Linked DNA regions of Mus musculus: region 2 is linked to region 1. Evidence: chromatin loops called from intact Hi-C (ENCODE). Cell type or tissue: left cerebral cortex. All regions are shown on one strand. Links, peaks and the distances in the headings refer to the core of each region. The heading gives the core; the rest is flanking DNA.

Region 1 (11,997 bases), core at 2,312-10,311:
CTTTGTTCCACATATATACATATTCTGTTCTGATGTCAAAGAATGTGCTTTTTATTTTTATTTTAGAAAAGGTGAAGGACCTTGGTTGGCTTTGAACTTTTAAATCCTCCTGCCTCCACGTCCACAGAGCTAGGATTACAGGTGTGTGTCACCATGAGTGTTTTATATGGTGCCAGGGATCAAGCCCGTGGCCTCACACATGTTAAGCAAGCACTTTGTCAACTGCACTTTGCCTCAGTCCTCAGGGTGGACTTTCTGTAGGCATAACTATGACTTTCATGGAGGGGAGAGACTCTGGGGTTACCTATCAAACATTTCCCATGGCTTAAGGGAGAGTTGGGACCTTTTCACATTTAAGTTCAGATCACAAATTTGGCTTGAAGAATTACCAGCCCAGATTTCCCTTTGAAGTCCAGTGGTCACATCAAAGGATGTCCCTAACAATCTCCTAGGCCTGGATATAAATATTCCTGTTTCTCGTCCTTTGAATTTCTTGAGTTTGTTCTGAAGTTGTACAATAGCCAGCTGTGTCACAAGGAGAAACTTTAAATTTACAAAGATGATTGCCCCAAATTAATAGTTTAAGAGGTTGGAGGGGCAGGTAAAGAAACTAAGAAAGCAACATTGCTTAGCAGGACCTCTGGAGAGGGTCAGCCTGTCCCTAAAAAAAGGATTGCCACCTATGGGGGTTGGCTGTAGCCCTGCTGATATATGCTCTTGTCCCAGCTTAATTATTAATAGGCAGCCTTTTGCCCTCACAACTGTCCCAGTTTGGATGTTGAATTATATAGCCACCCTACCTAGGAACTATTAAAAAAAAAACAGTTGAAATAGGTTTTGTTCTTTTAAGGAATTTGCAAACAATCTAAAAATGGGAAGAAGATGAAGGAGGAGGAGGAGGAAGAGGAAGAGAAGGAAGAGGAGGAGAGGGGAGAAGGAAGAGAGGGGGAAGGAGGGGAGAAGAGGGTGGAGGGGGAGAAAGGGAGGAGGGGGAGGGGGAGGGAGAGGAGGGGGAGGGAGGAGGGAGAGGAAGAGGAGCTATGCACTCAGTTGAGTTGCTCAGCCACAGAAGGCTCAGCGAGATTGTATCAGTTTTGTTCATGAAGTTCAAATTATGAGCCACTAATGTGGACTAGAACTAATTTTATTATAATCACCAGTCTACAATAAAACAAATGCAGAAGGCGATTTGTTGAGTCGTGATGCTCAGATGCAGATTAACTCCAGTGCTCTGGTGCCTAGAGAGGAAAGCCCAACCTGCCATTTAATTTCCGAGGGATGGGTTGGGGTGTGTGACTTCTGAAGAGACTTCTACCCCAGATTCCCAACAGTGTGAGTGAGGGTCAGGCCCACAGTGACAGGCAGAGACACATCATCCTTCCTGTCACACGTGTCACATAGACAGGGGACTGTGACCAGATGCCCCCTTGTCAGGGACTTCTGGCTTCTATGGAAGAATGGCTATGGGGTTGGGTCTTCCTTAGCCTTACCTCAGCACTCCCAGCACATCTGATGCCCTCTTGAAGGTACAGGGTTTGTTTTTGTTTTTTAAAATAATTTGTTTATTTCCATCTTATGTGCACTGGTGTTTTGACTGCATGCCTGTCTGTGTGGAGGTGTCAGATCTTGAAGTTACAGACAGTTTCGAGCTGCCATGTTGGGTGCTGGAATTTGAAACTGGGTGCTCTGGAAGAACAGTCAGGGTTGACAACCTCTGGACTGTTCCTCCAGCTGGAAGGTGGAGAGTTTTAACCTCCTTGCTTTTAACTAAGTGGTACAGGCAGGGCCTAATTCCCAGTGCACACCCAGAGAACTCAGAACTGTACCCTGCCAGCTCCAAGTGTCCCCAAGACTTGGTTCATCCCCCCCCCAACCCCACTGCAGCCTTCTCTGACACATCGCCATCACAGAAACACACAGGGAGTGGAAAGCAGTTTCTCTCACCCTGCCGGCCCCCATCCCTCAGACTCTAGTACCCCCTTCTGCAGGGAGCTCCCAAGGCCAGCAATGATGTTCTTCTTTGCAAATCCTTGGCCGAGCACACTGTGTCTGTCACACCAGCACCCCTGAAAAACAAAATAGATACTGTGTACTTATTAAACTCTTACTGCATACACAAGTATACACACACACATTGCAATCTGATATTTAAAATTGTGATAAAACACGTCATAAATTTATATTAAATTTAATATTTTAATGTGCAGGTGACTAATGTGAAACATATTCACTTTGTTATGCAAATTGTTCGCTAAATCATTTTCATCTGGCACAACCTGCAGCAAGATACACTTACATGCTGGGGAATCATTATCTCATTTAAATCTCATACTGTTGGTGGTAGGGATAATTATTATTCTCATCTTGAGACAAGATAACAAATATTTATTTCAAGGTCGAAAAACGAATGGTCTGCAGCCATATTTTCAATTCATACATCTTTGCAATTTTCCAATATGTAAAAGTCGTGTAAGCTTGAAGGTTTATAAAAACCGCCAATCACCTTCTGTCTGGCTTTCATTTTTAAAAGATTCTCATGGAAGCTGAGTAAGGTGTTTGTCAGGCAAGCATGAGGACCCCAGTTCCCATCCCAGCACCCAGTAAAAAAGCTGCCCGTGGAGGCAAGTGCTGGCAACCCCGGTGCTAGGGGCGGAGTTGGAGACAGGAGGGCCATGGGACTCACTAACCCTGGGGTTTTAGCAAAGAAAGGCATATCAGTCTCATGGAAGTAAGCCTTGCTATTTTGTACATCAACTAAGTCAAGACAGGAGGAAGTTAGATGGGGAGGGGCAGGGCTTACTCTGACAAACTGTTAAAGACCCTCAGTTTGGGTGCTTCTCATCTCTCTCTTTGCTGGTTCACTTGTGTGCCAGCAACACTTCGCATAAAGTTGGGTCAGCCTGCGGGTGCCTCTGCTCTGTGTTCAGTGCACCTGCCAGGACCCGCGTTCTAGTCCGGCCCGAGCACGAAGCCCGCCTTTCTTTCTCTTCGGCCTCTTAACAGCTGACATTTTGCAGAGCTTTCCTCTCTGTGGATACGAAGCACAGGGATAACCTGCATGGACTCAGATCTTCAGCATCAGGAACGAAATCACTACAGTGCTCTATCTGTGGTGTAAAGGAAAACCAAATGAAAATTTTGACTACTGTGATGCCCAACGGCGTTTGCTGCTCTGCCTGGACCCAGCATGCGGTGTTAGCCCGAACTCTGCACACAACAAAGTGAAGTACAACATTCTCTCGATTTTTCAAGAAGATTTCAGAGTAACAAAAGGAGAGAATAAAAATCTTTAGACTTTTCTGTTTAATTATAATGCAGGCACTTTACTCCTCGGTGACTGTCTGCTGGGACACTTGACCACGCTGCACACAAGGCACAATGATCTTGTATCATCTCGGGCATAGGGAGGCTTCCACGACACTAGCCTCTATGCACTGAGTTTTTTTTATTGCCTGATCTAGTCCTCTGATCACCTAACACAGCCCAATTTTAAAACATATGCCATAGAGAGGAAACCCAAACCCCTTTTAAAACCTCAGCTTCTTCAGAACATGGGCTTCTCTGGGCAGCTGGTGCACTGAGAAGGTCTACTGCCTGCTGTGTGCATCCTTAGGCTTTGATGTCTGAAGACATTGTAAAAGAACGAACTTGTACCAGGACACCCCCTGTAAGACTCAGCACTCTGTCACCATAACAAAATATTCAAGGCTTGTAAAGAGAAAGTTGTAAAGAGAAGAAATATATAGTGGCTCATAGTTTTGAAGGTTGCAGTCTATGATTGGGTGGTCCTATTGTTTGTGACTTATGACAGGAACATGTGACAGCAAAGCTGTTCACCTCAGGAGGTGGTGTGTGTGTGTGTGTGTGTGTGTGTGTGTGTGTGTGTGTGTGTGGTGTCGGGGGTGTAGATGACTGATCATTAGTCTCTCATTTTCAAATTTTGTATAAAAGTAGATCTTTTCATACTGCATGTCAGGAGAGTTTTACTCTTCATTTTATGAAAACACAGGTACATCATACCCACACCTAGCACACTGAACAATTACTACCTACAGCTTCTTCTGTGTGGATTTAATGAGGCAAAGGTTCCTGGGGATTCGTTTTTCATTTAAAAAAATATATATCTATTTTAATTTTATGTGTGTTTTGCATGTGTCAAGTGCATGCAATGCCCATCGAGGCCAGAAGAGGGCATCAGATTACACGGAGACCAGAGGAGGGCAAAGGATGCTCTGGAACTGGAATTACAGATAGCTGTGAGCTGCCTTGTATGTATGGGTGCTGGGAATCAAAGCTGCATCCTGTAGGAGGGCAGCCAGTGCTTTGAACCCCAAAACCATTCTTCCAGCTCTGCTTTTGGTTTGAGGACGGGGTGTCGTGTAACTCAGACTGACTGACCTCAAATTTACCGTGTAGCAAAGACTGGCCTCTGGATCCCCAGTGCTAGGATTTCAGGGGTGTGCCACCGTACCCAGTTTACTTACTAGAGCCCATATTTGGAGATCTGGGCACTCTAGGCGGGCATTCTACTGAGTCACATCCTTACTTGTGAAAGGTTCTTCTTAAATCTTAGATGCAATGATAGCACCCCCAGGGGCCGGAGGCAAGCACTGTGTAGGTTCTGTCTTGTCTCAGAGAAGTCGCCGCCTCACTGTTTTCCAGCTGAGCAAACAGACATGGAGTCAGGGAAACTGGAGCTCCAACCCAGGGCTTTCCAGCCTTGCAGCCTGTCTTTGTTCACCTGCTTGGCTAATACCATTATGCAAATGGACTTCCCTAAACAGAGATGGGAAAGACTCCTCCAGCTTTTAGCTTTCATCACTGAACCTAGCTGTGGCAAACGCACACTAGACTGTCCTCCTGACCTTCACTTTCCCTGCACCCACCTGTGATAATGAGGTGGCCCTGACTTACAGGACACTTCCAGCCTAGATGCCAACGCTATAGTCACATAAGAACACGGAGCCAGACAAGGCGCTTTATGATGAAAGTCCTTGCAAGGACTCCCCGATTGTGGAAAGTAACTGCCATTCTCAGGGCACCTGCAGTCTCAGCCCCTCTGCCAAGCACGCCCCCCACGCCCTCTCCAGTCCCATGAAGAAGAGATTATCACGTCTGCCTTACAGGAGAAAGGACTAAGACTGAGAGAAGTCACAAAGCACGCCTGAGGTTAGCATCGCCCAACCAGAGCTTTGTCTGAGGATAGGACAGAGTCCTCTGTCCTTCCACCCTGTGCCTCTTCCTTGATATCCAAGCTCTTTATCTCCCTGTTCCTGGAAAGCCAGGAAAGGGAATTTGAGACTCATCTCACTGATAATCTGGTGTCAGCTCCAGCTGGTACCGGGGGAGGGGGGGCGGGGTGGGGTGCGGGAAGGCGAGAGCGGGGGAGGGTATAGGCTGCTCCTCATGCCTCTCCTCTGCCTTACTCCTTGGAACCCTCCTGGGCTCCTTGTAGGACCCCAGAAGCTCACCCCCTCCCTGCTGTGCTGGCTCTCTGCTCTTTCCCACTCTACCCGTGCCATGTCCCGCTCCCCCTTGCCTCCTCTGCCGCTGCAGCCCTCCAAAGTCGTGGCTTCTGGGGACGTCTCTCCTCCTCCCTCTCAGCCTGGGTGCTTCCTCTTATGTTACATTTGCTTCATACGGTGAGCACTGCCAATGTGTCTCCGCCCGAGGTCTGGAGTTCCTGAAGGCCATGGATAACATTTAGCCCTTTAAAAAAAAAAACCCTGCCAATTGCACTAAATTGACCTCCCCCCTCTTAAATAATTCTAAGTGTAATTTTAGTGTCAGTGTTTAGGCATCAGAGTCCTGCCGTTTGGATTATTGTGGATTTATCTGATCTATTTATTCTCACAAACTAGACTGGTTCTGTATATCTTTTATATAAATGAATGGTTCTCAACAAAAAAAAAGAAAATGGCTTAATTATTACATGTGATAATAAATCTCTAAAATTAAAATTAAAACTGTCCTCTGTTAGACCGATTTATAAAGAATATCTTTATGGACAAAAGAAACTGCTTAATAATCTGCTTTCTGAAAAATAGTTTTTAAAGGAAAGCCATTAATATTTTTTGAGGTGAAAAGGCTTCTTTCCAATGTAATACTGCTTTCAGTTTAAATCCTATGCTAACATTGACATACAATTGCTTTCATAGTGTGGTAGTGCGCCAGTTGGAAGGGGGGAAGAGGGAGGGAGGGAGGGAGAGAGGGAGAGAGGGAGGGAGGGAGGAAGAGAGAGAGAGAGAGAGGGAGAGAGGGAGGGAGGGAGGAAGAGAGAGAGAGAGAGAGAGAGAGAGAGAGAGAGAGAGAGAGAGAGAGAGAGAGGGGGGGGGGGGGGAGAGGGAGAGGGAGAGGGAGAGGGAGGGGGGTTGATGCAGCCTGTAAGGACGCCTCTCTAAAAGAATCTAGCTCAGGCTCATAAATAAGTCAAGATTATGCTAATGACTAGGGCGGAACACAATTCAGGCTTTGCCAATTCCATAAAATAGACACCAGGGGGCACTACAGGACCACGTTTTGCAATTTCAGGAGCCATTTTTTTTCCACCTCAAATTGAACAACCATTTCTTGAAGAAAACAAACAAATAAAAACAAACCAAGACAAAATAAAAATTGTTAACCTTCTGAGCACCGGAAGTTATTTTGTTTATTGTTTTAGATATCCCATCATTACAAAGATTAACTAGGGAGGCTTACAAGGTTATTTGAAAAGACAATGTGCTAAGAAAGGCAGTTTGTCTTCCTCTTCACGTTGCTTTGTGTAGGATCTCTCTCTCTCTCTCTCTCCTCTCCCACTCCCGTGTGTGTGTGTGTGTGTGTGTGTGTGTGTGTGTGTGTGTGTGTGTGTTGTTGTTGTTGTTGTTGTTGTTGTTGTTTACTAGAGAAGAAACCATTTAGGAAATATCACATTTATTCTGCTGTACTTCCCCCACATAGCCTCCATGTTTCCAGCATTATCTTAATTGTTATTACCCAGGTATCAGCTTTCATTCATCTTCTAATCCAATCAGTAAATAGTTGTGGAAACCCTTCATGGCTGCCATATTCTGGACACACCAGGCACCGGAGTCGAGTCCCGTGGCCCAGGTCTGAAGTAAAAAAAATTAAATGATTTTTTAAAAAGATTGTTTCTTTTTACTGCCTCTAGAAATACATATTAAAAAAGAAAAACAGTAAAGCCACTGCTTTCTGTATGTGGCAGTCTCAGACAGAACAAAGATAATTTGCTGGGGCTTTTTGCTAAGTGCCTGGATTTCTATTGATCAGAGAAAATGGGCGCCGTGGGCTGGGGGATTTTTTTGCTTTTCTTTTCCAAATCCCAGGTCCATCAAAATGCATAACTGAAATTTAGCAAGAGATTGGGAAAACTAAAGCCGTTCTTGCTGTCTCGAGGAAGATGGTCTCTGGACCCGGCTGGGCCTCGCTGGCACCCATGGCTAATCCAAACAGGACAAAGAGAGTGTTCCTTTCTTCCTCTCATCCAGTCCCAAAGGCTCCCACGACTAAGCATGCATTGTCACATGCGCATTGTTGTCTCTTGTTTCATCTCATGGTCACAGTGACCCCATGAGATAGCCCATTTCCCACAGGACAATTGGAGGCTTAATTCTTAGCCCAAGATCACACAACAATATTCAAAATCAAGTCTTCTGGCCTCCAAAGATCAAAAGTCCTGAATTATTAGAGATCACTCATTAAATAGCTGTCAACTGACTCATCTCCATGTTTAGGTCAGCAATGCAAATGGCTGACCCACCTACAAATGGCTGACCCGCCTTTATGCATGCCCAAGCCCATTCAATCTTCTTCCTGTGCAAGGTGCCGTGGCCCAGTCTCTCTCCAGGTGAGGTTTGGACTCAACAAAGGTTTAAGGAATGTGAGCAGGTCTGCCTGTCACCTGCAAGGTCCTCTATCTGTGTCAGCAGAATACAGACACCCAGCAGCAAGCCCTTGGCTCCATGGGGCCACAGCATGAAAGTCAGCAGGTCCCCCTGAGTTGCTGTGTGAGAGGTACCCTCTCAGGGCACTGACAAACTCAATCAGGGAGGACCATGATCAAGGTGTGACTTCGACTGTGCTAAGCCACTGTGATTGACTAGGGACTAGGGACATTAGTCAGTCAGCACTCACTAACTAATATACTAGGAAGACTATGGCTTCCGTGAAATAAAAAATGGAGATTTGACCATTAGGATCTTGAAGTCTCACTTAGTTCTCTGTAGTGACAGTCTACTTGGGTGTTGGGAAGTGTCAAAGCCAGGGTGTCCTCCACACCTGAGAAATCTTGGGATTCCTATGACATTCTTTCTACCCTTCCAGCCCCTGCCCTTCACCACTCATGTTTACAGGTAGGACCAAGCTGTCTCTGCTAAGAGGCTCTTTGTCCACAGTTTTACCCATCCAAGACCCCTTTTTTCCCCATAACGCCTCTCCCGTGTGTTCTAGACAGTTCTAAGCAAACACACACTGTCTTCAACCTCAGCAGCAGTGTGGACAGCTTCTGGGGGCTCTGCTCGCTGGCCACAGCCTCCCCACCCACTTCTGCCCACCTAGTGACCTTCGTGGGAACTTAGACCCACAAAATTCTTCCGCCAAAAGGGGGGCTGAGGACAGGCCTGGATCTTGAGAAGAAAATAGAAAGGTTTGGCTCTTTGAAAAGTACTGACTTTCTGAATGATCCTCCCTTGATATCTGTAAGCCATTATGTTTAATAAACACAGGCGGGAAGAACGTCTTCTTCTGCGGCTCATGCGTTAACCCACAGAATGAAGGGGGTGTCAGTGCACAGGAAGTAGTGATGACACAGCCACACAGACCCCGAACCACTAGAGAAAAGAGTATGTGTGGAATGTCGGTTTTTTTTTTTTTTTTTTTTTTTTTTTTTTTCTGTACTGAAACTAACTTCTCCCTCTTCTGGCGTGCCAAAGCACTTCAGGGAAAGCTATTTCTGTCAGCTCACAAGCGCCATGCTCTTGGGGGCTGGAGTTGGACCTCAGTACCTCCCTGTCTGTGGCCTCACAGTGCCCTGGCCTTCAGGGGCTTGTGAATCACACACACAATAGGAAAAAACCCAAACCAAACCAAAACAGACAGGAAGAGTTGAAACTGGGCTTTTGTGTGCTGTGACAAGAGTGCAGATGTAAAGCCAAGGACTTGGTTATATTTGGTGGGAGTATTTGGTTATCTACGGTAGAGGTATTTGGCTGTGGACAGAGTGGGAGAGAGGGAAAGACGGGGATACTCGTAGAGTAGAGGCACACTATTCCTAATATTACAGTATATTTGGTTGACTATTAGAGTGGAACTGTTAGGGACTGGCCATTATTCCTCCCCTTCAGTAAATGATCCCTTTCTCTGACTTCAGGAGTAGCTGGGAACTGGCTTGAGAGACTACCCCAGCCGAGGCTATCCCAAAATCCACGTCCTGGGCTGGAGACTAGAATCCATCCTCGGAGAACCCGGGGCTAAGCCTTGCTTCCTCTCTCTCCAGCCCTCCAACTCCTGCTCTGTCTCCTGTAAGCTACAGAATCCTAGCCACTGAGGGCACGGCTGCTGGGTACCCCAGTGCATGTTGTTCTAACACCTGGCTCACAATATAAATTACCATCAATTCCAAGGGCGAAAGTCAAGGTTAATGACAAAACAAAGGAATGCATAGTTAACCAATAAAAGTGTTCTACCGCTACCCAAGATGAAATAAGGTTAATTAAAGTAATTTTCAAAAATGCTAGCAGGACCACAGTTCCGGGGAATGTGTGAGCAGGGCAGGCACGTTTGCATCCTTAAGGGACGTAAGTGATCCAGGCAGACATAGAGGATGCATCTGCAGCCACGAAGGCCAACAACGAGTTAGCTTTATTTTTGCAAGCCTCTTTTGTTTTTGACACATTCAGGCACTATTACATCTAAAATTCAGTGCCCTAAGCATTATATGCTGATTTCTATTTATAAAAGCCGAACTATAGGAAAAGTAATTGATTAAGTTAACCATTCATCCGTAGGTACTTAAGCATGAAGATCTATGGGGCCCGGCACTTGGTCATCTTCAGCCATTATTGCACAGTCTATAAGAATACAAAATGGCCGGGTTTCTATGGCACAGCTGCGACTTTGATGGATCGTGAGAAGACATGGCCACCATTTTTAATTCTGGAAATGTAAGCTTTTCTGGAGTAAATTAACCTAATCACACAGCACGAGTAAATTAATGCCAGTTCACTACCTAATTGCAAAAATAATATTAACCTGAAGAATCTAAATCTACTGGTGACACATACTCAATTTTTATAGTGTGCCCCTGACAGTTTTTCTGGGTTATATGTGGTCCTCTGCAGCGGTGGCATCTCTGCTAATTAAAAATGCTGAGAACACAAATACCACTGGCCAAGTGATAGGAAGACGTCCGTAGCGGCCATTAGGCTGTTATAATTGGGACACTACTGGGTATCTTGCATAGCTGAGTCAGTGAGAATTTCTCCAGACTTACTCCCTGGGCCATAAGGGGGATTTTTCCCCCCAAAGTAGGCCTGCTGCTTCCTGCTCTCATTTACCAGCCTGCAGTGGGAGAATCAGACACAGTGTGAGGTGACCAGTGCCTTTGGCAGCATCCTGGGCACTGGTGCCCTGGAATCCCTGAGATGGGAGGAGACTTGACTCCAGCAATCCGGAAGAGGGAGGGCCTGAACTTACAAAATTTCTCCTGGGCCTCAGCCTCAGAGCTTTCCAAGATGGGAAGCTTAAGTAGCAACTTTGGGGGCCAAGGCAGAGTAAACGCAGAGCAGAGCAGAGCGCATCAGCCGTTTGTTATCCTGTTGATGATGGAAACCAGCCACTAACTGAAGTCTCCGAGCACAGAGCCTCAGCCTCTGCAGCGGGGCCTGCACAGCCTCCTCCTGCGCTAGAAAGTTCTAACCCTTCTTTGAGCTTTTCTTGCTGAGTCTACGGCTATGCGATGGCTGTTAACTGCACAGAACCAGCCAAGGCCCCAGACAGAAGAGAACAAATGACGGAAAGTCCTGGGCCTTCCTGCGCTTCTTGCCCAAGATTTCCCGGAGCTCCCTGTGGGTTAGGGACTCCGGCTTAGGCTGTAAGAGGCTCCTAGACAAACTCCTTCTGCTTTAAATACTTTCCACATGCTCTACCGCAATTGCGGTTTGATTTTTAAGTCACGAATCCTCATCTTAATGTTCTCCTAGGGCAGGTGGCAGCGTCACACTATATACGTTAGCTTTCCCCGAACCTAAGGTTATACGATTCAGAGACCAATCTTGGTAAAAATGGCCATTTAAAATCTCTAATCACTCTTTACCTTAGTTTACTGTAACTGGCTGCTTTTGCCACTTAAAGAATTAAAAATAGAATCATTTTTCTAATTATCAAATGACCATATCCCTTTTATGGGAAGGGGTATATATCCTTTTTAAAATTTATACTCTCGTCATTTTAAGTCTGGGTCCATTTCTTTTCCTTCCCTAGTTATTCTCTGGGGAAACAGGCCTTTGTCAGTTACCGTGACGCAGAAGTATTTTCCCAATATTGTCTGTTAATTCTCGTCCTCCACAGAGCTGTAAAAATGATGGTAGTCCCTGTGGTGGTTTGCGTTTGCTTGGCCTATGGGAAGTGGCACTATTAGGAGGTGTGGCCTTGTTGGAGAAGGTGTGGTAAAATGGATGGGCTAGCTTTAAACTGGGAACCAGGAAACCTCCCGAGCTTGAATTCAGTCTTACTACATCGTTCTGGCTTTTCAGAAAACTCTTATTAGCAAGAATAAAAACTGGGAACACTTTGACTACCCCACAGGATAAATAATATGGAAAAAAAAAACTTTTAATGCATCTTAAGGTTTCTACTGATGCGATGAGACGCCATGACCAAAACACATCTCTTCTATCCACATCACAGTTCATCATCCAAGGAAGTCAGGACAGGAACTCGAACAGGGCAGGGTCCTGGAGGCAGGAGCTGATGCGGAGGCCATGGAGGGTGCTGCTCGCT
Region 2 (11,997 bases), core at 1,527-9,526, 1.0 Mb after region 1:
AGGCGCCGGCGCCCGGCCCGTAGCCGCTTCTCTGCGAGTTGGGTGCAAAGGAGCAAGAAGTCGGCTCGGCATTTTGGAAGAGAGAAGCCCCCGCCGTATATTTGCTAAAAAGCGCGTTCACATAATACGAAGAACTCATAATTTTGACCTGTGATTTGTTGTCCGGCAGCTTTCAGTGTCGGTTTTACGAGGTAGCGTGATATATGATAACATTACACCCCCAGATTTACACCAAACCCCATTTTCTTTTGGACGGAGCTCGCCGCGGCACGTGACCGCCCACATGACCGCCTCCGCCAATCTCAGCAGCCCTCACAGGTGGTCCCGCGCCACGGGCCGCCTGCCTCCTAGAATGGAAGGGGAAGAGGCTCACAGACGCGGCCTGCCTGCACCGGGCTGCCAGGGCGCCCGACGCAATCAGACCCCTAGGCTCCGCCAGAGCCCCGTCCCAGCCGCCGAAGCCTGGAGGCAGGGATCTCGCCCCCTCCCCCGACAACCTCATACCTATTCCTGAACCCCAGATCCACTGTGTGGATTCCCCCTGTTCGGGCCCTCTCTGAGGGTCCAAGACCCAGGGTCTCTGTAACCTGTCCGCCCAAAGATGGTCTAGAGAGGGAAATCCACTCTTTGCCCACCTCTCTCTATAAGCAGGGAAACCTTTAAGACCTGATTTGATGCTCCAGCGCCAACACCGCAGGCGCGGTGTCTCCTCTAGCCGAGCGGAGAGACCGCTGCCACAAACTGGAACCATGTGGTTCGAATAAAGTCAACGTCTCTCAGCTTCCTTTCTTTAATCGGCGGCGCACTGTTTATCTGCCCTAAAGGAAGCAGTGAAATATTTATCTATTAATGAGCCTCATTTGCCAACAGATATACTAACATGGGATTCCTTTTCTCCTCCCGGACACTGCGGCCCTGGCAGTTTCTCTGCATTTGCTCCTGGGCACCTGGCTGGCTGGCAGCAACTCCAGAGATAGCTCAACACCCGCTTTGTCCTTGCCACAACCCCTAGTTACCCCCTAGATGACAAAAAACTGGGGTATCCTCATTCAGTTTGGGAGAAACTCGGCTCCACAAATTTTAAAACACATCCGTCATACACTCCTGGCGGCTCTCAGGCAAGCAAGCCTTCCACCCTGTGGGCCGGTAACAGTTTTAGAGCTGGATTAGAGACAGGAGAGGTAATCTCAGGACCTGGGTGCTGTAGCTCATTGTGGAACCCCAGTTCTTTAGGAGACAATAAAAGCGAATAAGGGAGCCCTTTCTAGGGGCCACCCAGATCCCGCGGCTTCACCTTTCTAAGCACTGTGTGCTTGCTAAGCACAGCCTCGTTCTCTCCCAAATAGTAGCCCACCCTGGGGGCTTACCTTGCTGGGCTTCAGACCCCCTCCCCCTGCAATGATAGGTCGGGTGAAGGCTCTGCTGCCCAACGCTCTCTGGAGGATATTTGGGTGAACCCTTCCCCTAAACGCCTCATAAACTGCTCAGGCCATGCTGGAAGACTGGCGACCTTTTACTGCTCAGCTCGATTGCACATCATAAACCCGACTTCACAATGGAATTGCCCCGGAAATTCTCCTCTAAATTATAGAGTTTGGTTCCTGGTGTACAAAGCACTTTCTTATCACTTTCAGTGGGTCCAGGCTGCCTCCACCTACCCCACCCCCGTTTACCGCATCCTCTCAGGGGGGTCTTGGAAGCACAAAAGACAGAGGGATGTTCAAATCCCGCTGGAACGAACCCCAGCTCCTACCTAGTAAAGGGCTCAGGTTTTGGTGGGGAGGAGGGCAGGTGGGAGCTGGGCTATCTCCCCTGGAGCATAAGGACCCTAAGGCGGCAATATCCGGGATCCACTTTATGGTGGACCAGGATGGGAAACAGAAGAGGTGAAACAGGGAGGGGGTAGAAATCGAAATAACAGTGTCTTCTAAGAGAGAAATAAAATTCTAAAATAGCTAAAAGAAGATGAAGCAAACCAAAAGAAGGCTAGGAGATCAAAGAGGCGAAATTAGACTGCTTTAGACCAATAAATTGTTCCTGGGGTGACACAGAAGGGCGCACAGTGAAAGGCCAGGCAGGCCCAGGCGGTCTGTCTAGACTCAGGAGACTGGAGCAGTCCAAAGGCACGTGTCTAAAGTGGAACTTCTCTTTAGAAGGAGACCTGACAACCAGAGTTCGGAGTTGGGTTGAACAGGAAAAACACGACACTAACACACCTAGGAAGGTCATCTGAATTTGGCCTGAAAGGACTAAGTGGTTCCCACAAGAGACTCTGTGCTAGTTTGCCAAGGCCAAATAGGTCCCAAATTCTGCTGTTTTCAAGGTCTTGGCACTTCTGGGCACAAGTCTTCCCTCTGAGTGGGATTCAAGACTCACCAAAAACCCTCACTTCGTTTCTGTGTCTCTTTTCCCTTGGCAGACTTTGAACAAAATCAGACTCTCAGCAAGGCCTATTTAATTATATGTTTTCTGACTGTTGGCTCCCTACTTATTTAATGGAAATGTATCTGTTATGTGTGAAAATATTCACACACTATTGAGCCCAGACCCAGTTTTTAATCTGCTATCTAAATATTTCCCAACGCTGTCCCAGAACTAGCTTTCAAACCTACTGCCAGAGTTTGTTTCCTCCGTTTCCTGTGGCCAGATAGTCCTCAATGTTTAAATCTAGGTTTAGAATGTAAACGCAGACCTTTGCAGCAAAACGGCGCCTTCTAGAGAGTCCAGTGGTGCTGAGTTTGGGGGACTTTGAACCTTTCTAGTCTCCTCCCCTGAGAAGATGGTGGGCTTCAGCTATTGGGCTTGGAGACTATGTCCCCCGACTTAGTGAAAGGCGCCTGACTTGGACGCGGCCACCAATTCCTACCCGAAGCGAATAAATAAGCCCAGTTCCTTGCCGGGTCTTGTCCGGACGAAGACAGCGACAGGCTGTGAAAAACCTCTCAGCAGCGAAGACCAGAGAGCAGCCTGCCCCGCCGCCAGTCGGCCAAGGGCAAGGGAGGCTGCTGGCCTAGTCATTTCACCAGGCCTCTGAGCTCCTGGAGGCCTGCACCTACCTAGGGCCTCTGTGATCCGTGGAGGGAAGCGGCTGCTGCCAACCAGTGACTTCCATTGTTAGAAAACTGGAGCATTCTATTTGTGCCCACTGCTCAGCAGTAACATAAATATAGATTTCTCAGGATTAGGATAGGTATCTCTTGGTGCTCTCTCCAAGAAGCTATAAAACCCTTCCTACAATCAGATGCTGTGAAGTAGCATGAATTACATACGGAAATATAACGAGGATATATGCCTGTAGTACCTACGTGTGTGCAGGAAGATTTTTTTTTAAGGGAGTAAGAGAGAGAAAGAGAGGGAGACCCAGGAGATACGTCAGCCAGGATCGAGTCCCTGGTTTTACAGCGCATTCAGCACGGAGATGCGAGTCATAAACATTTTGTGGGCTTGGCCGAGACTATTACGACCCAAATAAATGCACTGTACGGTCTATATTCACGGCGCTTCGAAGGGTTAGTTTTCTTTTTGCTCTTGTGTTTTCTTTCCGAAACCATCCTACCCCAGAGTCTGATCCCACACACTAGCCGCCTTGCTCTGAAGCTGGGGACATCTAGCATTAAAAGTAGCCTGAGAATGAATGGGGATTTTTTTTTCTTTCTTCTAGCCTCCTCAACCGGCGACACCAGAGTAGCCTTGGCCTTTCAATGCCAAAGAAATACCACGGCCTGAGAAGCAAGAACGACTTCAACCATATGAATGCGTTTTGAAGCTAGAGTGTTAATGTACTTATTTAAACGTATAGATCATTTATTTTCGAACAACCTAACAGTTCCTAGACTATGCCCCAAGTTACCCCAGCGTGGCCAAGTTCCCCGAAGATCTACACAAGACAGCCACCAAGTATGACTTTATAACCAATTTTCAGCCGCCTAATTTTAAGGTCAGGTATTCAAACCGACCAAGTCCCCGATCTCTCTCTCTCTCTCTCTCTCTCTCTCTCTCTCTCTCTCTCTCTCTCTCTCTCCCCATACTGGTGGTGGCTAGCTAGGCCTGGTACCCCCCCACCCTGAACCAGGTTTGGGGACCTCACGGGTCGGCGGAACCCGTGGCCACAGGATGCGCTCTCTGTGGGTTCATCTGGTCCTGGGGCCGTAGGTGTTCATTCCCTTGTTCTTCGATCGTGAACGACCCGTTCCCCGTGCGCCTCGCTGTCCCTAGATCTCTGCTGGGATGAGGACTGTGACCCTGAAATGGAACTGGCGTTCTCAGCCACAGCCCCGCACCTTCGGCGTCGCTGCTGCCACGCAACACAGCGGTCTCGGAATGGGGCCGGGGAGGAGCGAGCGCCGAAGGTCAGGCAAGCCCCGGCGCATGCTGTGTCCCTTGGAGGCTTTCAGGCTGGCATGAGCAGCAGGGAAAATATACGACTGCTGCTCACACAAATCCCATTCCAGAAAGGCTCGCTTCAAGTCGACATTTTAGGAGCTTCCTAGGTCTCGGCGGCCGGAGATGGCGGCGAGAAAGCCTCTTGCGTGGAGCCACACTGCCATCTCCTGGAATTTTCTTGGCACTGCAGCCGCAGCTGCTCTGGCCCGCGTGAACTTCGGCAACGCCTGTGACCCCACCAGCGTTCCACTCCCATGGGCGGAGCGAGGGCCCTGTCCCTGGGGAATCCTTGGGGAGCCAGGAACCTACGCTGCCGAGGGGGCAATACCCATAAAAGAGGGCTGTTTCCGCAGTCTCTTTATCGGAGGCAGACAGAGCAAACAAATGAAAGGGTTTTGGTGGGATACCCTAATTGGAGCTGGACAGTTGTAAACTCATTAAGAGCCGAATTCCAGACAGTTCGCAGACCTTCCTTTATGGCACACCCTTACTGCATAAGCTTTGAAGTCCTTTCTGTCTGCAACAACAGAGGGCGTGCCAACCTGGCGGCTCGTTGGGGGTGGGGGTTAAGGAGAAGCCCCATCCACCCTCACCCTGGTCCCCCTTTCCCGGCTTAGAAGACAGTCAACATTGCAGAGAGATGGGGGTGCGAAGGAAAAGAATTGGGGGGTGTGAGGCGAGGCAGAATCCTCTGGCTACATCTGGAAGGCGCTTGGGCCTCCGAAGGCAGTCGTTCCCCCTACGCAGCCCTTTACACCCCATAAAGGGTAACAGCCCTCATTTTCTTTTATGGCGCTTCGGGGCTTGTCGGTTGCTAAGGCCTGCTTCTGTGGGGACTCCGAAGGTGGCTTAGCAGTGTAGGATGCTGAGCCCCTACCCCCAACCCGCCTCCGGCCAGGTTGGCAGGACTCAATGGGGCACAAGGGTATGGCTTTTCCACTCTCTGAAAACCCCTGACTATTTGAAGGAGCAGCCTCATTGCCGACATGTGGCTCCTGCCTGCCTCCTCAGAGTTTTCTTACACAGCTCCTTGACTTCCAGCCCTCAACTCGACCACCCTACTTCCAAAGGCTTCTTCAGTCCTTTTTTTTTTTTTTTTTTTTTTTTTTTTTTGTGAGTCCAGGGTTGGGGAATATTTTTGGAGGCAGCCAAAATGAAAGGGTGGACTTTCCACTGCTGCTGGCCAGCGAGGCCTAGCTTTCTGATGCTTCTCTGGTCGCCTGGCAAATAGATCCGAGTCTATTTGCTCCTCCGCTGGACTTCCCAGCTTTCCGCCTCTGCTTCCTAGCTACCGGCAACCATCTGAGTCGAGGGTGCTTAGGCCTGGCCCAACTACGGCTGGTTCCAGCGAGAGAGAGACCGAATTAGGGCTTTATCAACCTCACCTCAGCCCTCCCCCGAAAATATACCTAGAAAAAGAAGGTGCAAAGAGCAGAGCCGCACAACGTAAAAGAATCAATATATTTTATTTGGCAAAAGTTAAATATCTCGACACAACAATTTGGTCAGTAGGCCTTGAGGTAACTATTGCAAAATATACAGTGTATGTTCAATCCGATGGGAACCCCAAATTCACCAAGGATACAAATCTACAGTAGCCCAAGAGCAGTTTCATGGTGTATAATTTATTATCAATAAAATTAACTCCATTACAATAAGCACTCACTTTCTCCCAATTAAAATTAAGCGTAAACCCATAGGTAGCAACCCTCTGCACACACGTATAGCTCCGAATTTCCTCACTTCTCCTCTGGTGCAAAAACAATATTCAAGCTTTCTGATTATGAATATTTCTTTAATATGGAGATTCTATATACATTGGACAAAATTGGAGTCTAGAACGTAAAGATGAAGAAGCCCACATTTCAAAAGTAGATAAATCATGAATCTATGCATCCCGGAGAACTATCTCTCTTTTCTTTCCAAATCTGATTTCACTGGGAAATCCTTACAGCTAGTTTACAATCGTAGGTTAACAGTCTAGCTACACAGAAGACTACAGAGCTATACATTATGCCACAGCTTCTCTCCCCCCATAAACAACCTGAGTTCAAATTGAATTCTAGCTTCCACAATCACAATGGGTACTTCACCCAGCACAGAAGTTTGAGTCACAAAACATAATTACCACAATAAAACACAGTGTTCAAGTATTTTGGCAGAATGATCTGCCACACGAAGAGCAAATTAAATTAGCTACAGAGACTAAAAACTATACAGCCAGTCATCAACAGTTGTGCATTATATAAAAAGGTAGTTTTCTTTCCTTTTGCTTAAAGTCAGAAGCAGGTAGATTTTTTTTAAATATATATATATATATACAAGCTAGCACATACAGCCAATAGCGCTAATGCCCTCCCTTGTGTGTGTGTGTGCCTTCTATAAAATGGAAAGCTTACAATACCTCCTCCATCAAAGCCGCAGGCCTAAGAGCCAGCCTGAGCACGGACTGCCAGTGGGGAGATGAGGCCTGGGATTTAGAGCCCCTTTGTGCGGGTGGAGGCTGGGTTTGGGGGAGAGGAGACAGAGGGAGACGGACAGTCCTTTCTTTTTCTTTCTAGCTTGCTCTCTTTTTAAATGAGCCCCTAAAAGGCTCACTCGTCTTTTGCTCGGTCCTTGTTGATTTTCTTCATTTTCATCCTGCGGTTCTGGAACCAGATCTTGACCTGCCTTTCGGTGAGGTTGAGCAGCCGGGCCACCTCGTACCTGCGGTCCCGTGTGAGGTACATGTTAAACAGAAACTCCTTCTCCAGTTCCAGCGTCTGGTGTTTTGTGTAGGGGCATCGCTTCTTCCGAGTGGAGCGAGCATGTAGCCAGTTGGCAGCCGGGTTATCTGCGGAGGGAGAGAGACACTGGGTTTAGAAGGAGCATCCCGGTAGGGTCTGAAGGAGCCTCTTGGGGGTCTCTGGCCGAAGTGCAGGATGCCGCTGAATTGGTTAGAGGAAACACAATGAAGCCCTGGCAGACAGATCCACGGAGGGTCACTTACAACAGAGCCAAGAAAGTCTCAGCTCCCCCTCCCATCTCCACCCTCCTTTCTCCTCTCTCCCGTCCTCCCCTCTTCTTCTTCCTCCCACAGTCTGCATATTGTGAAAGGATGAAATCTGGAAACCATTTTTTTTTTTTTTTTTTTTGCCAGCAAAGAAAAGAGCAGGCTGCCCTGAGTTCTTGTGGCAAGCTTAACCTCTCCCACCTCTCTTTTCCTCTCTCTTTCCCTCTCTTCCCCTCTCTCTCCAACTGTCTTCCTTTCCCAGCTTCCTTGCAACTGTCCCCACTCTTTATTTGACCTTCCCGGAAGGCCGTGGGAACTCCACGGAAGGCAGGATGCCCCAGGGCCTTTGATCACATCTCCACTTTATTTGAATAAATCTGGCAAAGGGACCCAAAGCCCGCATCCTCATCTTGGGCAGGATTTCCGCCGCCACCTTCCAAAAGCAAGAAATGGAGGGAATCTGAGGTCTCCCCAAACTTCCCGGGTCAGATTGCCCGACTGACGTTGCTGCCACAGTTTGTGAACAATCTAGCTGCACAAAAGACTTCTCTGCGCTGCTTTCGAAGAACCGCCCAAAGTCTGTCTGTCCTAGGCCAGGGCAGCTTAGGAGAGGGGCGGCGGGTCTCCGCTCTACTCGCCCGCCCGCCCCGCCCCCTCACTGCAGCAGCCTCCTCCCTTTCCCCTAGCCGGCCCGGGTGCTCCACACAGTTCTCTGGACTTGGGGCCCCTATCAGAGGTGTTCCAAACACCAACTTCTGGTTCTCGGACCCTAGATCCAGAGGCACCCATCGAGGACGAAGGCAGGCTCCAGAGAAAGCTGACGCGCTGGTAGATCCTGGTGGCCTGCGTGGAGGCAGCGGCCGGTTTGCAGGAAGGAGACACTTACTGGGATCGATGGGGGGCTTGTCTCCGCCGCTCTCATTCTCGGCATTGTTTTCGGAGAAGGCGCCTTCGCTGGGTTGTTTTTCTCTATCAACTGGAGGAGAACCACAAGCATAGTCAGTCAGGGACAAAGTGTGAGTGTCAAGCGTGGGACAGTCACCCCTTCTGGCCGAGAGCGGTTCAGGTTTAATGCCATAAGGCCGGCTGGAGGGTAAGCCCGCGAAGGAGAGCGCACCGGGCGTGGGTTCCAGCCAGGAGCGCATATACCTGCCGTCCGGCGCCGCCGCCGCCACGGGCGCCTGGGGATGCACGTAGGGGTGGTGGTGGTGATGATACACTGCAGCAGGCACCGCATTGGCGCCCGCCGCGTGCACTGGGTTCCACGAGGCACCAAACACCGCCGCCTTGGACTGGAAGCTGCAAGGACTGAAGTCGGGGTGTTCGGCCAGAGCTGCCGCCTGCCTTGGGGGTTGACCCAGGGTCCCTGGAGCGTAGCGTCCCGCACCCAGCTCATCAGCAGCGTCGGCGCCCAGCAGGAAGGAGTCCACATAGTAGTTGCCCAGGGCCCCGGTGGTGGCCATTGCAGTAGCCCGCGCCTGGCCGGCCCAGCCCGACCCGCCGAAATTATGAAACTGCAGATTTCATGTAACAACTTGGTGGCACCAGGGGGGGGTGAAGTACAGTCACCTAATAAGTTGCCGGCGCCCGCGCCCCCATTGGCCACGCGCGTCACGTGTCCGCCCGGCAGAACAATAACGCGTAAATCACTCCGCACGCTATTAATGGCCCGGTGTTTTGCAGTCATAATTTTTATAGCAAAAGCCATATGTTTTTATGCAAAGGGATCGCGCAGCTCCACGATCTGGTTTGTTTTAATTGTGGCCAACGAAGATTAAAAGATCAAATCTGGCCTTGCCTCTGTACTCTCCCTTGCCACCCCCCCAACACACACACATACCAGACACACACACTTCTTAAGCGGACTATTTTATATCACAATTAATCACGCCATCAGGAAGGCGCGGGTCCCGCGTGTGAGCACGGCCAGCAGAGCCCCTCACATAAAATTAGACAATAATTGAAGCCATAAAAAAGCAGCCAAATCGCATTCTCACTCTACTGTATTTAAATCTATATTTATGATATTTCATAAGGAGTTATTGTTTCGGAAGCCACACAGGCTGGTGGAAAGTCAGGAGCGACCAACAGATTCGTTTGCCTCGCTGTGGCTCCCTGTAAAAATTTATGAGGACTTGGAAAGGTTAAATTAGACTGTTGTGTTTGGTTGGTGAATACCCTGTAAATAATCCTTGCAGTCCTCAGAGATGTGAGCCCCCCGCCCGCGCGCGCCCCCAGGGCCGGCCTAGAAAAGTCAAATACAAGGCTCTCTCCACCTCAAACAGAGTGACCACCGCCCCTGTCGCGACGCACCGTCGATGATACAACCACCTAAAATGGGCTACCGACCCTAGTCAGACTGGAAAGCCAGCCAGGCGCTTGCACATCGGCCAGATCACCCTTGCTCCACAGGGAAGGCCCCACAGAGCAACCAGAGCAACCGCCAAGGAGAGAACTGCCAACCCTCAAGGGTTTGTGTCACAAACGCCCTGATTGTGTCACAAGCGCCCTGGCCCACTTCTTTGAGCACAAACTGCCCAGCGAATTTTATTCCCTAGCCAGCGGGTTCTAAGCTCCATCATCTGTATGCCTAGTCCCGCTCCCCAGACTGGAGATGGGGAAAATCGCCAGTCAACATCAAGAGGTGTTTGTCTTGCTGAGGGGTCACCTCGCCTAGTTTCTGGGCCCTGTATGAACCGCTCTGGTATCCTTCCCTCTTCTGTTTTTTCCTCCTATTCCTCTATCACCCCACTTTTTTTCCCCTTCCTTCCCATTCCCCTTTTCCTTCTTTTGTTACTCCCCTCCCTCCCTTCCTCTCTTTCCCCCCCGCCCCCATCTCCAGCGCCCCTGCCTTGGTTATCCTTGAAACAGAACAACAGAGATCCCATAGTCAAACTACAGCTCAAGTCCAGTGCTACAAATTAACCCGGGAGGAACACTGGACATTGACTTTAATCTCATCCTTTGGTCAAATGGAGGATGTTATTTTTCACCCCTTAGAATCTTTGGGAATAAGAGAAAAAAAGTGAGAAGGCCACAGCCACTGTTGTTAATGGGAGGGGCGGTGGCCCCATCCCAATCTGGAACACAAAGCAACAGCTCTTAGAAACTGTGTAATTAAATTCACGTGTGAATTTTGTGCCTTCCAAGAGTATGTTTCTCATTACTTCACTATCCACAAAAATGCTGACCCGAGACATTTCCATCTTTGTTTTTGCTTTCTTCCTCAGAAATAGTTCAAGGAGACACTTTCCAACGCTCTGACAGATTCCCCCAAATATTAGGCTCTCCACCAGAGAGGGGCTGGGAAGCTCCCGGGATCCACACCCCCTCGCTTGTCGGCAGGAAGAAGAAAGTGGTCAGCGCCAGGAACTGGATGTGGCCTGTCCTGACTGCCTCAGTCCCCTCCCCCTAATATTTTTCCTTTCCCTGCAAATTCCTCCAAGACACACACACCCCCAACACAACCCAAGGTGTTCTAAATATCCGGTAGTCCTCTGAGGTTCAGGTTTTCATTAAAGCAATAACCCAGGAGTATAACTCTGCTCTTAATTGTAATAGTAAATGGTAGAGTATTCCTGGCTGACTTTTTCATTTTTTGTATTCAGAGAAGATATGTATCATCACCATCATCATTAATATCATTAATATTTATTAATTTAAAATACTTTTAAAACTTTAGTCTCAAAACAGAAAAATTACAAAGAATTAGGTACTGAGTATTAAGCAGCTGTTTACATGTGGCCCAAAAGGGGGAAAATTCATAAAAGGAGATATTGTCCTTGTGAGTCTAGAAACATGATCCTAAAGTATACAGGTTTTTATTTCTGCTTTCTTTTGGATGAGTTGTATACACATCTAGAAATAATAAATGGATGCAACCACACAACACCTCATGCTCAACTGAGAATCTTCCAAAAACGTTGGTCTTTGAAATAAGCCCAGTACCCGGATGCAGAAAATGGCAGAGAAGAGTTGGAGGGAGCCTGGAGTACTGGTCACTCAGATAACAGGTTGTTGGCTGAGCAACGAAAACAATTCCCGGGCATCAGCCTGAGCCGGGAAGGGAAACAGAGTTCTGTGGTCTCAGGCAGTGCCTGTGTTGTTGGGGGTGGGGAGAGGGTGGTTTGTTTCAGGTTTCTGTATTAAGAGTCGTTAGGCTGGTTTTCTTAGATTACAATTTAGTACCAGTGCCCCAGTTTGTGCCCTCCCTGATCTTGAATTTGGGATTGTTTTCACTCATTTAAAATATATTGGACCTGGGAAGGTCTCCCTTCTCAAACCCTCAGTTGCACAAGGCAGGACATTTTCTGAATCTAAAATGGCTAGCAAGCCAGCGAGCAGTCAAGCCTTGGACCCGGTGAGGCTCTCTCATCACGGTCAAAGCCCGAGTTAGGACCCGTAAAGCTGGCAGAGTCGGTCAGAAGCTTCCCGCTGAAGCGTTCTCAGTAGTCGGGCGACACAGAACCTAGGCAGGAATTCAGCCCTGATTCCAATTTCCGAACCAATGGATCTGGCAAAGTGTTTCCTGCCCTCGATGTGGGCACACAAAGACGCCGCGGGTGCCCCCTCACCGGATCTCTCGGGCAGCCGCTAACGCAAGGCCGCCGCCATCCGGTCGT

Evidence for each region. A loop is a pair of places that touch in the nucleus more often than their neighbours do. Peaks named below come from ENCODE experiments on the same cell type or tissue, not always from the same donor. Only the 100,000 strongest peaks of a DNase experiment are listed, where the experiment ranks them.
Region 2: a loop joins it to region 1, with 5 times the contacts of the local background. A loop is called at or near these places in 10 of 42 quality-filtered maps.

The regions. Positions count from the first base shown.
Region 1 is chr6:51,202,693-51,214,689 of GRCm38, forward strand. Gm32403 (a long non-coding RNA gene) reads right to left here and starts at 4,659. Exons shown (of 4, transcript XR_001785436.1): 1 at 4,485-4,659; 2 at 2,801-3,028; 3 at 1,945-2,066. In left cerebral cortex, for the core only: CTCF peaks have their summits at 4,185 (motif pointing right), 6,505 (motif pointing right) and 8,945 (motif pointing left); DNase peaks (open chromatin) are centred at 4,201 and 6,496.
Region 2 is chr6:52,217,267-52,229,263 of GRCm38, forward strand. Hoxa9 (homeobox A9) reads right to left here and starts at 10,104. Exons shown (of 2, transcript NM_010456.3): 1 at 8,262-10,104; 2 at 5,831-7,216. The coding sequence starts at 8,838. The coding sequence ends at 6,978. Hoxa7 (homeobox A7) reads right to left here and starts at 1,307. Exons shown (of 2, transcript NM_010455.2): 1 at 1-1,307. The coding sequence starts at 139. Gm52902 (a long non-coding RNA gene) reads left to right here and starts at 10,238. Exons shown (of 2, transcript XR_003956434.1): 1 at 10,238-11,997. In left cerebral cortex, for the core only: a CTCF peak has its summit at 4,552 (motif pointing left); DNase peaks (open chromatin) are centred at 3,208, 3,570, 3,744 and 4,510; H3K4me3 peaks cover 735 bases.